2 separate regions of the Homo sapiens genome follow, and region 2 is linked to region 1. Evidence: chromatin loops called from intact Hi-C (ENCODE). Cell type or tissue: heart right ventricle. All regions are shown on one strand. Links, peaks and the distances in the headings refer to the core of each region. The heading gives the core; the rest is flanking DNA. Region 1 overlaps LOC105371120 (a long non-coding RNA gene). Region 2 overlaps ACSM5 (acyl-CoA synthetase medium chain family member 5).

What was found. A loop is a pair of places that touch in the nucleus more often than their neighbours do. Peaks named below come from ENCODE experiments on the same cell type or tissue, not always from the same donor. Only the 100,000 strongest peaks of a DNase experiment are listed, where the experiment ranks them.
Region 2: it touches region 1 in a loop (10-fold over the local background); 8 of 110 quality-filtered maps call a loop at or near these places.

What each region holds. Positions count from the first base shown.
Region 1 is chr16:20,582,699-20,591,267 of GRCh38, reverse strand. It overlaps LOC105371120 (a long non-coding RNA gene), which reads right to left. Exons shown (of 4, transcript XR_002957897.2): 3 at 5,606-5,768; 4 at 4,773-4,966. It also overlaps the pseudogene LOC112267906. Among named protein-coding and RNA genes, the nearest start is that of ACSM2B, 11 kb to the right of the region's middle. In heart right ventricle, for the core only: no CTCF peak of the experiment used is centred there; a DNase peak (open chromatin) is centred at 3,366.
Region 2 is chr16:20,436,287-20,444,855 of GRCh38, reverse strand. ACSM5 (acyl-CoA synthetase medium chain family member 5) reads right to left here. Exons shown (of 14, transcript NM_017888.3): 11 at 7,677-7,804; 12 at 7,489-7,588; 13 at 4,937-5,056; 14 at 3,520-4,512. The coding sequence ends at 4,429. It overlaps LOC105371119 (a long non-coding RNA gene), which reads left to right. Exons shown (of 4, transcript XR_007065019.1): 3 at 2,468-2,630; 4 at 3,270-3,463. Among named protein-coding and RNA genes, the nearest start is that of ACSM2A, 11 kb to the left of the region's middle. In heart right ventricle, for the core only: no CTCF peak of the experiment used is centred there; a DNase peak (open chromatin) is centred at 4,945.

The DNA.
Region 1 (8,569 bases), core at 329-8,328:
AGCCTCCCACAGTGCTGGGATTACAGGCATGAGCCACCACACCCGGCCTAGCCCTTCACTTTCTACCCTCAGTGATTCCTGAGCACAAAGAGTATTCATGTGTTCTCTTGTCCTAAAAACCACAGCCAGTGGCCCTGTGCCCACCCTCCTGCTTTCAACTATGCTTTCTAGACCCCCTTCTAAGGATGGTGGTGGGTGGCTGCCCTTAACCATTGGCTGGCAGCTTGATTCCAATCAAAAGAGGGAAATCCCACAACTAAACAGGGCCATAGCTCCCTGTCCATTGGGGAACTCTGGGCAGCTGGGACTTTAGGAACTGCTGAACTTTCTGTTGAGTGGTCTCCAGCTTCCTACAGGGGGCTACTGGGGCAGTAACTGGCCTTAGCGGTTGTTCCCAGAGGGTCCTTCACGGGTTGTCTTTGTCTTTCAGGACAATCCTGAGAAGACAGCTGCATCAGAACAAGGGGGCTTTTATATCACAGGGGAGCGAGCTCGCATGGACAAGGAAGGCTACTTTTGGTTCATGGGAAGAAACGACGATGTGATCAATTCTTCAAGGTCAAGCTGTCTGCACTTTCCTCCTCCCTTTGAAGTTTCATGGGGGTTGACGGAAGCCCACTTGGAAGAGTTTGTTTTTCCCTTCCAGCTACCAGATCGGGCCTGTTGAAGTAGAAAGTGCCCTGGCAGAGCATCCTGCTGTCCTGGAGTCGGCTGTGGTCAGCAGCCCAGACCCCATCAGGGGAGAGGTAACCAGTGCACCCAAGAACATGGCCTCCTGCTTCTGTACCTATTAGCACCCAGCAGAACAAGCAGGAAGGCTCAGATTGTCCTGTATTTCACCTCCATCCATGTGCCACAAAGTTGAAATGCCACCATCAGACACACGTTGCCTTCATGTCTTTAGAGATACGATTACTCTCTAAAGGGACATAATGGGAAAACACCAACACTTTGCTTTTAAATGGACACAACTACATCCCAGAGAGGCTGGCTATGGGGCAGGAGATCTTAGGGGGAGGTGCAGGCTCTGTTATCCATCCTGTCTAATAAAAAGTCTTTTCTATTTGCAGATGAGGACATAGCAAGCACACCAGTAATAGTTGCTGATGGCTGTAACCTAAGAGGGATAGAATATGTATCCAAAATGACCTACATATACCAGAAAGATGGGCCAAATTTAATAAGCTGGGCTTTCATAGGAGAAATCCTTTTTTTTTTTTGAGATGGAGTCTTGCTGTGTTGTCCAGGCTGAAGTGCAGTGGCATGATCTTGGCTCACTGCAACCTCCGCCTCCCAGGTTCAAGTGATCTTCTGATCTTCCTGCCTCAGCGCCCCCCCCACCAGTAGCTGGGATTACAGGCACATGTCACCACACCTGGCTAATTTTTGTATTTTTAGTAGAGACAGGGTTTTGCCTTGTTGGCCAGGCTGGAGGTCTTAAACTCCTGACCTCAGGTGATCCACCCACCCCGGCCTCCCAAAGTGCTGGGATTACAGGTGTGAGTCACCGTGCCCGGCCAGGAGGTCTTTCTGTGGGTCCCAGAAGAATGCATATTATGGGAAAGATCAGGTTCCAGGCAGACTTAGGTACTTTTCACTGGCTTACATCCAACATAATCCTAAAGCACAACGGTTACCTTTTGAAAGTTAGTGCAACATCAGCCTGCATTCTCAGAAGCACCAGGACCGCAGGAGAGATTCTCAAAGTCTGGTTCGTGGGCTGCTTGCAACTGTATCATCTGAGAGATTCTTGTTTAAAATATAGATTTGTAGACCTAAAGTCAGACTTACCAAATCATGATGACTGGGAATGCAGCCCAGAGAATCTGCATTTTAGCCAGCCATTCTTGGCCAAGTGATTCCCCTCTAAAATCCAAAGCCATTAATGTATAATAAGGGAGGTGTGGAGTCCCATTGATGTGCTGAAGAAATCTACCTCAAACGTATGCCTAGTTCTGCATGCCGTGAGTTAACTGGGACTGTGACAAATGGCTGTGTGCTCAAACTTAATCCATGTATAGTGCTTAGAACTGAGTCTGGTGTGTAGAAAGTGCCCAACACATAAGCCGGACACGGTGGCTCACGTCTGTAATCCCAGCACTTTGGGAGGCCGAGGCGGGTGGATCACGAGGTCAGGAGATCGAGGCCATCCTGGCTAACACGGTGAAACCCCATCTCTACTAAAAATACTAAAAATTAGCCTGGCGTGGCGGTGGGCGCCTATAGTCCCAGCTACTCAGGAGGCTGAGGCAGGAGAATGGCGTGAACCCAGGAGGCAGAGCTTGCAGTAAGCCGAGATCACCTCACTGAGCTCCAGCCTGGGCGACAGGGTGAGACTCTGTCTCAAAAAAAAAAAAAAAGTGTCCAACAAATGTTTCGTAGTTACAGTAGTAAGAGTAAGAGGAAGCTCTTTCTAAAAGCATATCTGTCTGAACATGAAATGATAGTGGCCTTCCTCCCTGTGGGAAGTATGCAAGGACAGTGAGCTACCCCTTTAATAGAATACTGTTAACAGATAGGAATGCTGGAATTAATAAGCATCCAAGTGACCTTCCATTCCTAACAGAAACTATGTTTGTTGTGCTTGAGTCTGGGACACTTCCTCCTGCCTGGCATAAGACAGCCTGCAGGAAAGTTGTGGGCAGAGAGACCCAAGGTGCAGAGTGTCCCTCGGGATGTCTGGAACAGAAGTGGTGCAGTTCAGGGTCTGCTGATTGCAAATGTTCATCCACGCAGACCCCCAAAGACCTAGTTCCCCTTGCAAGTGCCTGCATTTTCCTCAATCCCACCTGTTCAAACTCATGCCTACCTACCTTTCTCATTAGGAAAATCTGGAAGAAAATGGCCCTAGGAATTTATGAACCTCTTTTCTCCAAAATATTTGCTTCTTAAGAGAAGCGATGTTGGCTTCAAATGGTGTCATTCCAAGTATGGGGAGTAATTTGAGAAATAGGTAGGAGTTTGAAATCATCCCAGAAAGGTCAATCCTCCTAATAGTCACACCTGGAAGGGCCAGCAAAAGAAAAATTGATGTTGTTTGTGTCACTGGCTGTGCCCAAAAAAAACTAGTAGAACTTTCATGGTGCAAAGGTAAATGTAGGCACTTATTCAAGGCTCACTTAAGGAGAAAAGAGTTGTTATACGAGGCCTGATCTTTTCTGGGTATTTTGTTTTCCTGCAGGTGGTAAAGGCATTTATAGTCCTTACTCCAGCCTACTCCTCTCATGACCCAGAGGCACTAATGCGGGAACTCCAGGAGCATGTGAAAAGGGTGACTGCTCCATACAAATACCCCAGGAAGGTAAACATCAGGGTTTCCAGGGCACAGTGATCTGGCAATCAGATGGGCACGCTCTGCCTGGGCTCCCACTCAGAGCCAGGCCCTGTGCCAGGCACTGGGGATATGGAGAAACTTGTAACCCTGGCTGCTGCTTCAGCTTTTTTCTGTATTTCTTCACTTGGGTTCTCCTCAAAGCACATTTTGTTCCTGCTCTAAGAACAGCCTGATCCCTACCACAAATCAGATACAAGAGGTAGTGCTCAAATGCTGTCAAAATGATCCTGTGCTCCAGGCTCCAGCTGTTTTGCTTCTGGCCATTTAGGGGGAAACCCTGAATCAGGGACGCTTTCCAAGGACAGGCAGACAGTATTGTCTCTTTCAAAACAAAAGTCTTTTTGAGAAATGATGATTTCCAAGTGTTTTTTGTTTTGTGTTTGGTCACTAGGTGGCCTTTGTTTCAGAACTGCCAAAGACGGTTTCTGGAAAGATCCAAAGGAGTAAATTGCGAAGTCAGGAGTGGGGGAAATGAGGTGCAACCCCAGGAAGGCCCCGTAGACCTCCTAAGAGTCCACGAGAAACTAATGGATCACTGGTCAGCCCCCATGGGGAGCATCATCTCTTCAACCCTAAAGATGTCAAAGGTGTGCAGCTTCCAAATGGCATCCCCAGGATCACTGGGCAATGCCGGAAAGAGCAAAAGAATATCACTGGCCCTGACCACATAGATGCTGCGCCGCCTAGCAAATGCTTGGTGGTTCGACTTCTCCCTCTGTCTGGGGGCAGGCTCAGCATCTGCCCACTGGTCTCACTAAGAGCTTTCAGATTTCCCTCCACAGGACAGGTTACCATAGACTTGGGGCACTTGTGGGTACTCATTCTCTGCCAGTGGGAATGTAAAGCTTTCATCCTTTGTATGCAACCATTTGGTAAAAATATGCAGGAACGTAAAATAAAATATCCTTTAGCTCAGAAATTCTACCTTTGGGAGTCACCACAAAAGAAAAAATCAAAATGCAGAAAATGTGTGGTGCACTAAGATGATCACACAGCATTAAAACTAAAAAAAAAAAAAAAATTAACAATTAACATCCAAACAACAAGGAAATGATTAACAAAATTGTAGTAGATTAACTCAATAACATATGATGTGGCCACTAAAATATTTGAGAGCAGTTTAGTATGTCTTGGGAAAAGTGTAAGCTATATTAATTTTAAAAATCAGAATAAAAATATTTGCATACTGGAGAATCCCAACTCTGAAAAATAAAGGGAAAACTGTAGTTAATTGTAATTTTCCTGGAGATTGAGGAGGGAGGGAGAGAAAATAATGCATGGTAGTTTTTCTTCTTCCTTTTTCACTACATTTCTGTATTTTCCAAGTTTTTGTACTAAGCACATATAACTATTTTAATGAAAAAGTTATGTTAAAGAAAGCATACTCTGCTTCATGTCTAGTTCTTCCTCCACATACTCATACATCAACCCCAAAGACTGCTGTATTATGTCTGTATTAGTCAGCATTCTCCAGAGAAGGAGAAGCAATAGGACATATATAGACATAGGAGAGGGGATTTATGATGGGAATTGGCTCACTCGATTTTGGAGGCTGAGAAGTTCCACAATCTACCATCTGCATGCTGGAGATCCAGGAAACCCCGTGGTATAATTCCATCTGAGTCCAAAGGCCTGAAAACCAGAAGAGCCAATGTTATAACTCCCTGTCCGAGTGCAAAGTATCGAGAACCAGGAGCTTCACCGCCTGAGGACAAGAAAACACAGATGTTCTAGCCCAAAAGGAAGGAGCAAATTCCTCTTTTCTCCTTTTTCTCCTCTTCATGCCCTAATGGATTGGATGATGCCTGCCCACGTGGGTGAGGGCAGATTTTCTTAGTCTATGGCTCTATCTCTAATATCACCTGGAAACACCTCCCAGAGACACCCAGAAGTAATGTTCACAGCTATCTGGGGACTCTTAACCCAGTCAAGTTGACACCTAACATTAACCGTCACAATGTCTTATCCAGGAGGGGCATAAAGACGTGCAGCCACAGCTCAGGCCTGCAAACAGGAAAGGGTGGTTCTGGGAGCAACCCTGGAGGAAAAGCAGCAGATGGAAACTGAAGCAATCCCAGTGCTGCTGACCCCACCCCCAGCACCTCCACACCCTCCAGGGAAAATTCAGTGAGCACCTACTCAGTACTGAGCTCTGAGACTGCAGTGATACACCAAAGCCAGCCTAGTCCCTACCTATGTGAGTTTTCTGGGGCTGCCATAACACAGTACAACAGACTGGGCCATTTAAACAACAGAAATTAATGTCCTCACCGTTGTGGAGGCTGGAGGTCTAGGATCAGGGATTGGCAAGGTTGGTTTCATTCTGAGGATGTTTCCTTGGTTTGTAGATCTCTGACTTCTCCCTCTGTCTTCACATGGTCTTTCTTCTGTGCATGTGTGTCTGGGGCCCAATCTCCTCTTCTTCTAAGGACACCTATCATGTCAGATTGGATTAGGGCCCACCCTCATGACCTCACTTTAACTTAATCACCTCTTTAAAAACCTTGTCTCCAAAGACAGTCACAATCTGAGGTACTGGGAGGAACTGGGGTATCTGGGGTTAGGACTTCAACATAAGAATTTGGGGAAACACATTTCAGCCCAAATCCTTGTGGAGTTTAGTCTAGTAGGAAGGTCATTATTATTTATCACAGAATAATGCAAATAAATGTACAATTGTAATGCCATGAAGAAAAGGATACATTTAAGACATAGACTGGGGGGACTAATCAAGACTCAGGGGACTGAGGGTATCAGGGAGGCTTCTATAAGAAAGTCCCTGGACTAGGTGCAGTGGCTGATGTCTGTAATCCCAGCACTTTGGGAGGCTGAGGCGGGTGGATCACCAGAGGTCAGGAGTTCGAGACCTGCCTGGCCAACATGGTGAAACCTCGTCTCTACTAAAAATACAAAAATTAGCCGGGTGTGGTGGTGTGCACCTGTAATTCCAGCTGCTCGGGAGGCTGAGGCAAGAGAATTGCTTGAACCCGGGAGGCAGAGATTGCAGTGAGCTGAGATCACGCCACTGCACTCCAGCCTAGGTGACAGAATGAGACTTCATAAATCGGCTCTGTCTAGGCAGTGGGCAAGGCGAACCCACTGAGCAGTTACAATTCCCTTCCATCAAGCCCACCTGCTGGCTTTATCAGCAGCCTTTTGTCATACACAGGCTGGAGGTGAGTGAAGCTCCAAAGTCAAGTTGGGATTACTTCTGAGCATGTCATGTAACACCCTCTCATTAAACGGTGGTTATCTGTTACCCTGGTCTCCACTTGGAGCTTCAGCCAAGATTCTGAGACAACAGAGGAAGTCCCATTTAACATTCTCTTTCATGGGTGTCATAGCTCATTGCTATTGCTTATTATTTTAGGTTTGTTTTGCCTGTCTTTCCTAGTAGATTGTGGACTCTTCTAGATCATAGGCTAGATGATAGTCTTGTCCGTCTTCCCAGTGCCAATATCAGGACCTGCTGCCTAGTAGGTATCAGTAAATAGTCATTGAATGAATGAATGAATGAATGAATGAATGAAAAATAAGATACTAATTGAGGGGAATAAGCAGCTGAAGAGGCGTCAAGCAAGAATTACACCTGAAGACCGTTCACCTCTTTTTTCTTTCCAAATGAATATATCTGTTTATTTTCTTGAGTGCTGAAAAATTCTTAATAGAAACCTAACAGTTCTATCTTGTACACAGGCAGGTGACTTTCCCTCTCTAGGCCTCTTTTTCCACATCTCTATATTGGGGGCTGGAGTGTAATACTAGACCTACTTTCCCCAGCCTTTCCATTGCTGTGGACTCCTTTCTATCATTCTGCCATCATGTTTGGAAAGATTTTCTCTCAAAGTTCATACTTCTTCCAATCCACTATGTCCATCAGAATTTGAGGTGGTGTCAGCTTTTATTGGGTAATGACGCTTGTATGTTAGCTATTAATTTTATTTTATTTTTCTTGTTTCAGTTTTTATCTTGGTTTTGATAAATAATCCTTAGCTAGAAAGGGCCCAACCTCCTATTGTGCAATGTGGTAAATCACAGCAACAACTTTTGGTTTTTTTCTTTTTAGAGGGAGTCTCACTCTGTCACTCAGGTTGGAGTGAAGTGACATGGTCTCGGCTCACTGCAACCTCCTCCTCCCGGGTTCAAGTGATTCTCCTGCCTCAGCCTCCCGAGTAGCTGGGACTACAGGCATGCGCCACCATGCCCAGCTAATTTTTTTATTTTTAGTAGAGATGGGGTTTCACCATGTTGGCCAGACTGGTCTCAAACTCCTGATCTCAAGTGATCCACCCACCTAGGCTTCCCAAAGTGCTGGGATTACAGGCGTGAGCCACCGTGTCCAGCCTCACAAGCAACATCTTTAAGGTAAGGAGAGAATCAAGGAAGTCCAAGATATGCCAAGATGGGAACACTGATCCTTTCATTTCAGGGTTTCTGCCTGAGAATCCACAGCTCACCTTATACACTTCCAGTAATGAAGAGGATTATGAGGGTGGTGGTGGTGATGATGATGATAGTAAACCACTACCACTGGTTGAGCTCTTTCTTAACTGTTGAACTTCAGTGTGGGCTTACTAGACATTATCTCATTTAAGCCCCGCAAAAAGCAATAAAGTAGGTATCTTTCATTCATCCCTTCATTTAGCAAAAAATGATTCTATTCCTACTCTGTACCCAGCACAGTTCTAGGCACTGAGGATACAGCAGTGAATGAAAGAGACAGAAACCCCTGACTTCTGGAAATGGCAACCTTGTGAAAAGAGGGATAACAAACAAAGAACTATTAGGTTGGTACAAAAGCAATTGCGGTTTTTGCCATTCCTTTTGATGGTAAAAACCGCAATTACTTTTGCACAAATCTAATTTTAAAAATTAGAGTATGTCGGACAGTGTCAGTGCTAAGGAGGAAAATAAAGTACAAGTAGTGAATAGGGACTACGGAATGGTGGTGCAGGATTTTAAATAGGGTAGCCAGGAAGGGGTTTGCGAGGACCACGTTTGAGCAAACCGAAAGGTGAGGGAGCGAGCTGTGCAGATGTGGGGGTCGGGGAGGACACTGTCCCAGAGACAGAAGAGCAGGTTCAAAGGCCCTGAGACAGAAACAATCGCCTGGTGATCCCCATTTTACAGAAGAGAGATCTGAGGCTCAGAAAGATGGAGTCACTCATCCAAACTTGCACAGCTGTAAGTGGCAGAGCTGGGATTCGAATGCCAGGCCCGATACCACCAAAACCT
Region 2 (8,569 bases), core at 149-8,148, 150 kb after region 1:
TAGCACTGACACTGTCCGACATACTCTAATTTTTAAAATTAGATTTGTGCAAAAGTAATTGCGGTTTTTACCATCAAAAGGAATGGCAAAAACCGCAATTGCTTTTGTACCAACCTAATAGTTCTTTGTTTGTTATCCCTCTTTTCACAAGGTTGCCATTTCCAGAAGTCAGGGGTTTCTGTCTCTTTCATTCACTGCTGTATCCTCAGTGCCTAGAACTGTGCTGGGTACAGAGTAGGAATAGAATCATTTTTTGCTAAATGAAGGGATGAATGAAAGATACCTACTTTATTGCTTTTTGCGGGGCTTAAATGAGATAATGTCTAGTAAGCCCACACTGAAGTTCAACAGTTAAGAAAGAGCTCAACCAGTGGTAGTGGTTTACTATCATCATCATCACCACCACCACCCTCATAATCCTCTTCATTACTGGAAGTGTATAAGGTGAGCTGTGGATTCTCAGGCAGAAACCCTGAAATGAAAGGATCAGTGTTCCCATCTTGGCATATCTTGGACTTCCTTGATTCTCTCCTTACCTTAAAGATGTTGCTTGTGAGGCTGGACACGGTGGCTCACGCCTGTAATCCCAGCACTTTGGGAAGCCTAGGTGGGTGGATCACTTGAGATCAGGAGTTTGAGACCAGTCTGGCCAACATGGTGAAACCCCATCTCTACTAAAAATAAAAAAATTAGCTGGGCATGGTGGCGCATGCCTGTAGTCCCAGCTACTCGGGAGGCTGAGGCAGGAGAATCACTTGAACCCGGGAGGAGGAGGTTGCAGTGAGCCGAGACCATGTCACTTCACTCCAACCTGAGTGACAGAGTGAGACTCCCTCTAAAAAGAAAAAAACCAAAAGTTGTTGCTGTGATTTACCACATTGCACAATAGGAGGTTGGGCCCTTTCTAGCTAAGGATTATTTATCAAAACCAAGATAAAAACTGAAACAAGAAAAATAAAATAAAATTAATAGCTAACATACAAGCGTCATTACCCAATAAAAGCTGACACCACCTCAAATTCTGATGGACATAGTGGATTGGAAGAAGTATGAACTTTGAGAGAAAATCTTTCCAAACATGATGGCAGAATGATAGAAAGGAGTCCACAGCAATGGAAAGGCTGGGGAAAGTAGGTCTAGTATTACACTCCAGCCCCCAATATAGAGATGTGGAAAAAGAGGCCTAGAGAGGGAAAGTCACCTGCCTGTGTACAAGATAGAACTGTTAGGTTTCTATTAAGAATTTTTCAGCACTCAAGAAAATAAACAGATATATTCATTTGGAAAGAAAAAAGAGGTGAACGGTCTTCAGGTGTAATTCTTGCTTGACGCCTCTTCAGCTGCTTATTCCCCTCAATTAGTATCTTATTTTTCATTCATTCATTCATTCATTCATTCATTCAATGACTATTTACTGATACCTACTAGGCAGCAGGTCCTGATATTGGCACTGGGAAGACGGACAAGACTATCATCTAGCCTATGATCTAGAAGAGTCCACAATCTACTAGGAAAGACAGGCAAAACAAACCTAAAATAATAAGCAATAGCAATGAGCTATGACACCCATGAAAGAGAATGTTAAATGGGACTTCCTCTGTTGTCTCAGAATCTTGGCTGAAGCTCCAAGTGGAGACCAGGGTAACAGATAACCACCGTTTAATGAGAGGGTGTTACATGACATGCTCAGAAGTAATCCCAACTTGACTTTGGAGCTTCACTCACCTCCAGCCTGTGTATGACAAAAGGCTGCTGATAAAGCCAGCAGGTGGGCTTGATGGAAGGGAATTGTAACTGCTCAGTGGGTTCGCCTTGCCCACTGCCTAGACAGAGCCGATTTATGAAGTCTCATTCTGTCACCTAGGCTGGAGTGCAGTGGCGTGATCTCAGCTCACTGCAATCTCTGCCTCCCGGGTTCAAGCAATTCTCTTGCCTCAGCCTCCCGAGCAGCTGGAATTACAGGTGCACACCACCACACCCGACTAATTTTTGTATTTTTAGTAGAGACGAGGTTTCACCATGTTGGCCAGGCAGGTCTCGAACTCCTGACCTCTGGTGATCCACCCGCCTCAGCCTCCCAAAGTGCTGGGATTACAGACATCAGCCACTGCACCCAGTCCAGGGACTTTCTTATAGAAGCCTCCCTGATACCCTCAGTCCCCTGAGTCTTGATCAGTTCCTCCAGTCTGTGTCTTAAATGTATTCTTTTCTTCATGGCATTACAATTGTACATTTACTTGCATTATTCTGTGATAAGTAATAATGACCTTCCTACTAGACTAAACTCCACAAGGATTTGGGCTGAAATGTGTTTCCCCAAATTCTTATGTTGAAGTCCTAACCCCAGATACCCCAGTTCCTCCCAGTACCTCAGATTGTGACTGTCTTTGGAGACAAGGTTTTTAAAGAGGTGATTAAGTTAAAGTGAGGTCATGAGGGTGGGCCCTAATCCAATCTGACATGATAGGTGTCCTTAGAAGAAGAGGAGATTGGGCCCCAGACACACATGCACAGAAGAAAGACCACGTGAAGACAGAGGGAGAAGACGGCGATCTACAAACCAAGGAAACATCCTCAGAATGAAACCAACCTTGCCAACCCCTGATCCTAGACCTCCAGCCTCCACAACGGTGAGGACATTAATTTCTGTTGTTTAAATGGCGCAGTCTGTTGTACTTTGTTATGGCAGCCCCAGAAAACTCACATAGGTAGGGACTAGGCTGGCTTTGGTGTATCACTGCAGTCTCAGAGCTCAGTACTGAGTAGGTGCTCACTGAATTTTCCCTGGAGGGTGTGGAGGTGCTGGGGGTGGGGTCAGCAGCACTGGGATTGCTTCAGTTTCCATCTGCTGCTTTTCCTCCAGGGTTGCTCCCAGAACCACCCTTTCCTGTTTGCAGGCCTGAGCTGTGGCTGCACGTCTTTATGCCCCTCCTGGATAAGACATTGTGACGGTTAATGTTAGGTGTCAACTTGACTGGGTTAAGAGTCCCCAGATAGCTGTGAACATTACTTTTGGGTGTCTCTGGGAGGTGTTTCCAGGTGATATTAGAGATAGAGCCATAGACTAAGAAAATCTGCCCTCACCCACGTGGGCAGGCATCATCCAATCCATTAGGGCATGAAGAGGAGAAAAAGGAGAAAAGAGGAATTTGCTCCTTCCTTTTGGGCTAGAACATCTGTGTTTTCTTGTCCTCAGACGGTGAAGCTCCTGGTTCTCGATCCTTTGCACTCGGACAGGGAGTTATAACATTGGCTCTTCTGGTTTTCAGGTCTTTGGACTCAGATGGAATTATACCACGGGGTTTCCTGGGTCTCCAGCATGCAGATGGCAGATTGTGGAACTTCTCAGCCTCCAAAATCGAGTGAGCCAATTCCCATCATAAATCCCCTCTCCTGTGTCTAAATATGTCCTATTGCTTCTCTTTCTCTGGAGAATGCTGACTAATACAGACATAATACAGCAGTCTTTGGGGATGATGTATGAGTATGTGGAGGAAGAACTAGACATGAAGCAGAGTGTGCTTTCTTTAACATAACTTTTTCATTAAAATAGTTGTATGTGCTTCGTACAAAAACTTGGAAAATACAGAAATGTAATGGAAAAAGGAAGAAGAAAAACTACCATCCATTATTTTCTCTCCCTCCCTCCTCAATCTCCAGGAGGATTACAATTAACCACAGTTTTCCCTTTATTTTTCAGAGTTGGGATTCTCCAGTATGAATATTTTTGCTCTGATTTTTAAAATTAATATAGCTTACACTTTTCCCAAGACATACTAAACTGCTCTCAAATATTTTAGTGGCTACATCATATGTAATTGAGTTAATCTACTACAATTTTGTTAATCATTTCCTTGTTGTTTGGATGTTAATTGTTAATTTTTTCTTTTTTTTTTTTAGTTTTAATGCTGTGTGATCATCTTAGTGCACCACACATTTTCTGCATTTTGATTTTTTTCTTTTGTGGTGACTCCCGAAGATAGAATTTCTGAGCTAAAGGATATTTTATTTTATGTTCCTGCATACTTTTGCCAAATGGTTACATACAAAGGATGAAGCCTTTACATTCCCACTGGCAGAAAATGAGTACCCACAAGTGCCCCAAGTCTATGGTAACCTGTCCTATGGAGGGAAATCTGAAAGCTCTTAGTGAGACCAGTGGGCAGATGCTGAGCCTGCCCCCAGACAGAGGGAGAAGTCGAACCACCAAGCATTTGCTAGGCGGCGCAGCATCTATGTGATCAGGGCCAATGATATTCTTTTGCTCTTTCCAGCATTGCCCAGTGATCCTGGGGATGCCGTTTGGAAGCTGCACACCTTTGACATCTTTAGGGTCGAAGAGATGATGCTCCCCATGGGGACTGACCAGTGATCCATTAGTTTCTTGTGGAGTCTTCGGAGGTCTACGGGGCCTTCCTGGGGTGCACCTCATTTCCCCCACTCCTGACTTCGCAATTTACTCCTTTGGATCTTTCCAGAAACCGTCTTTGGCAGTTCTGAAACAAAGGCCACCTAGTGACCAAACACAAAACAAAAAACACTTGGAAATCATCATTTCTCAAAAAGACTTTTGTTTTGAAAGAGACAATACTGTCTGCCTGTCCTTGGAAAGCGTCCCTGATTCAGGGTTTCCCCCTAAATGGCCAGAAGCAAAACAGCTGGAGCCTGGAGCACAGGATCATTTTGACAGCATTTGAGCACTACCTCTTGTATCTGATTTGTGGTAGGGATCAGGCTGTTCTTAGAGTAGGAACAAAATGTGCTTTGGGGAGAATCCAAGTGAAGAAATACAGAAAAAAGCTGAAGCAGCAGCCAGGGTTACAAGTTTCTCCATATCCCCAGTGCCTGGCACAGGGCCTGGCTCTGAGTGGGAGCCCAGGCAGAGCGTGCCCATCTGATTCCCAGATCACTGTGCCCTGGAAACCCTGATATTTACCTTCCTGGGGTATTTGTATGGAGCAGTCACCCTTTTCACATGCTCCTGGAGTTCCCGCGTTAGTGCCTCTGGGTCATGAGAGGAGTAGGCTGGAGTAAGGACTATAAATGCCTTTACCACCTGCAGGAAAACAAAATACCCAGAAAAGATCAGGCCTCGTATAACAACTCTTTTCTCCTTAAGTGAGGCTTGAATAAGTGCCTACATTTACCTTTGCACCATGAAAGTTCTACTAGTTTTTTTTGGGCACAGCCAATGACACAAACAACATCAATTTTTCTTTTGCTGGCCCTTCCAGGTGTGACTATTAGGAGGATTGACCTTTCTGGGATGATTTCAAACTCCTACCTCTTTCTCAAATTACTCCCCATACTTGGAATGACACCATTTGAAGCCAACATCGCTTCTCTTAAGAAGCAAATATTTTGGAGAAAAGAGGTTCATAAACTCCTAGGGCCATTTTCTTCCAGATTTTCCTAATGAGAAAGGTAGGTAGGCATGAGTTTGAACAGGTGGGATTGAGGAAAATGCAGGCACTTGCAAGGGGAACTAGGTCTTTGGGGGTCTGCGTGGATGAACATTTGCAATCAGCAGACCCTGAACTGCACCACTTCTGTTCCAGACATCCCGAGGGACATTCTGCATCTTGGGTCTCTCTGCCCACAACTTTCCTGCAGGCTGTCTTATGCCAGGCAGGAGGAAGTGTCCCAGACTCAAGCACAACAAACATAGTTTCTGTTAGGAATGGAAGGTCACTTGGATGCTTATTAATTCCAGCATTCCTATCTGTTAACAGTATTCTATTAAAGGGGTAGCTCACTGTCCTTGCATACTTCCCACAGGGAGGAAGGCCACTATCATTTCATGTTCAGACAGATATGCTTTTAGAAAGAGCTTCCTCTTACTCTTACTACTGTAACTACGAAACATTTGTTGGACACTTTTTTTTTTTTTTTTTTTTTTTTAAGACAGAGTCTCACCCTGTCGCCCAGGCTGGAGCTCAGTGAGGTGATCTCGGCTCACTGCAAGCTCTGCCTCCTGGGTTCACGCCATTCTCCTGCCTCAGCCTCCCGAGTAGCTGGGATTATAGGCGCCCACCGCCACGCCTGGCTAATTTTTAGTATTTTTAGTAGAGATGGGGTTTCACTGTGTTAGCCAGGATGATCTCGATCTCCTGACCTCGTGATCCACCCGCCTCGGCCTCCCAAAGTGCTGGGATTACAGACATGAGCCACCGTGTCCGGCTTATGTGTTGGGCACTTTCTACACACCAGACTCAGTTCTAAGCACCATACATGGATTAAGTTTGAGCACACAGCCATTTGTCACAGTCCCAGTTAACTCACGGCATGCAGAACTAGGCATACGTTTGAGGTATGATTTCTTCAGCACATCAATGGGACTCCACACCTCCCTTATTATACATTAATGGCTTTGGATTTTAGAGGGGAATCACTTGGCCAAGAATGGCTGGCTAAAATGCAGATTCTCTGGGCTGCATTCCCAGTAATCATGATTTGGTAAGTCTGACTTTAGGTCTACAAATCTATATTTTAAACAAGAATCTCAGATGATACAGTTGCAAGCAGTCCAAGAACCAGACTTTGAGAATCTCTCCTGTGGTCTTGATGCTTCTGAGAATGCAGGCTAATGTTGCACTAACTTTCAAAAGGTAACTGTTGTGCTTTAGGATTATGTTGGATGTAAGCCAGTGAAAAGTACCTAAGTCTGCCTGTTAGCTGATCTTTCCCATAATATGCATTCCTCTGGGACCCACAGAAAGATTTCTCCTAGCCGGGCACGGTGACTCACGCCTGTAATCCCAGCACTTTGGGAGCCGGGGTGGGTGGATCACCTAAGGTCAGGAGTTTAAGACCTCCAGCCTGGCCAACAAGGCAAAACCCTGTCTCTACTAAAAATACAAAAATTAGCCAGGTGTGGTGACATGTGCCTGTAATCCCAGCTACTGGGGGGGGTGCTGGGGCAGGAAGATCACTTGAACCTGGGAGGCGGAGGTTGCAGTGAGCCAAGATCATGCCACTGCACTTCAGCCTGGACAACACAGCAAGACTCCATCTCAAAAAAAAAAAAGGATTTCTCCTATGAAAGCCCAGCTTATTAAATTTGGCCCATCTTTCTGGTATATGTAGGTCATTTTGGATACATATTCTATCCCTCTTAGGTTACAGCCATCAGCAACTATTACTGGTGTGCTTGCTATGTCCTCATCTGCAAATAGAAAAGACTTTTTATTAGACAGGATGGATAACAGAGCCTGCACCTCCCCCAAGATCTCCTGCCCCATAGCCAGCCTCTCTGGGATGTAGTTGTGTCCATTTAAAAGCAAAGTGTTGGTGTTTTCCCATTATGTCCCTTTAGAGAGTAATTGTATCTCTAAAGACATGAAGGCAACGTGTGTCTGATGGTGGCATTTCAACTTTGTGGCACAAGGATGGAGGTGAAATACAGGACAATCTGAGCCTTCCTGCTTGTTCTGCTGGGTGCTAATAGGTACAGAAGCAGGAGGCCATGTTCTTGGGTGCACTGGTTACCTCTCCCCTGATGGGGTCTGGGCTGCTGACCACAGCCGACTCCAGGACAGCAGGATGCTCTGCCAGGGCACTTTCCACTTCAACAGGCCCGATCCGGTAGCTGGAAGGGAAAAACAAACTCTTCCAAGTGGGCTTCCCTCAACCCCCATGAAATTTCAAAGGAAGGAGGAAAGTGCAGACAGCTTGACCTTGAAGAATTGATCACATCGTCGTTTCTTCCCATGAACCAAAAGTAGCCATCCTTGTCCATGCGAGCTCGGTCCCCTGTGATGTAAAAGTCCCCTTGTTCTGATGCAGCTGTCTTCTCAGGATTGTCCTGAAAGACAAAGACAACCCGTGAAGGACCCTCTGGGAACAACTGCTAAGGCCAGTTACTGCCCCAGTAGCCCCCTGTAGGAAGCTGGAGACCACTCAACAGAAAGTTCAGCAGTTCCTAAAGTCCCGGCTGCCCAGAGTTCCCCAATGGACAGGGAGTTATGGCCCTGTTTAGTTGTGGGATTTCCCTCTTTTGATTGGAATCAAGCTGCCAGCCAATGGTTAAGGGCAGTCACCCACCACCATCCTTAGAAGGGGGTCTAGAAAGCATAGTTGAAAGCAGGAGGGTGGGCACAGGGCCACTGGCTGTGGTTTTTAGGACAAGAGAACACATGAATACTCTTTGTGCTCAGGAATCACTGAGGGTAGAAAGTGAAGGGCTAGGCCGGGTGTGGTGGCTCATCCCTATAATCCCAGCACTGTGGGAGGCTGAGGTGGGTGGATCACTTGAGGTCTGGAATTCGAGACCAGCTGGCCAACATAGTGAAAACCTGTCTCTACTAAAGACAAAAAAATTAGCTGGGTGTGGTGGTGCATGCCTGTAATTCCAGCTACTCGGGAGGCTGAGGCAGGCGAATTGCTTAAACCTGGGAGGCAGAGGTTGCAGTGAGCTGAGATTGTGCCACTGCACTCCAGCCTGGGCTATAGGGCGAGGCTGTGAGATTGCACCACTGCACTCAAGCCTGGGCTACAGGATGAGATTGCAAGATTGTGCCACTGCACTGCAGCCTGGGCTACAGGGCAAGACTTCAAGTAGGAAACAAAG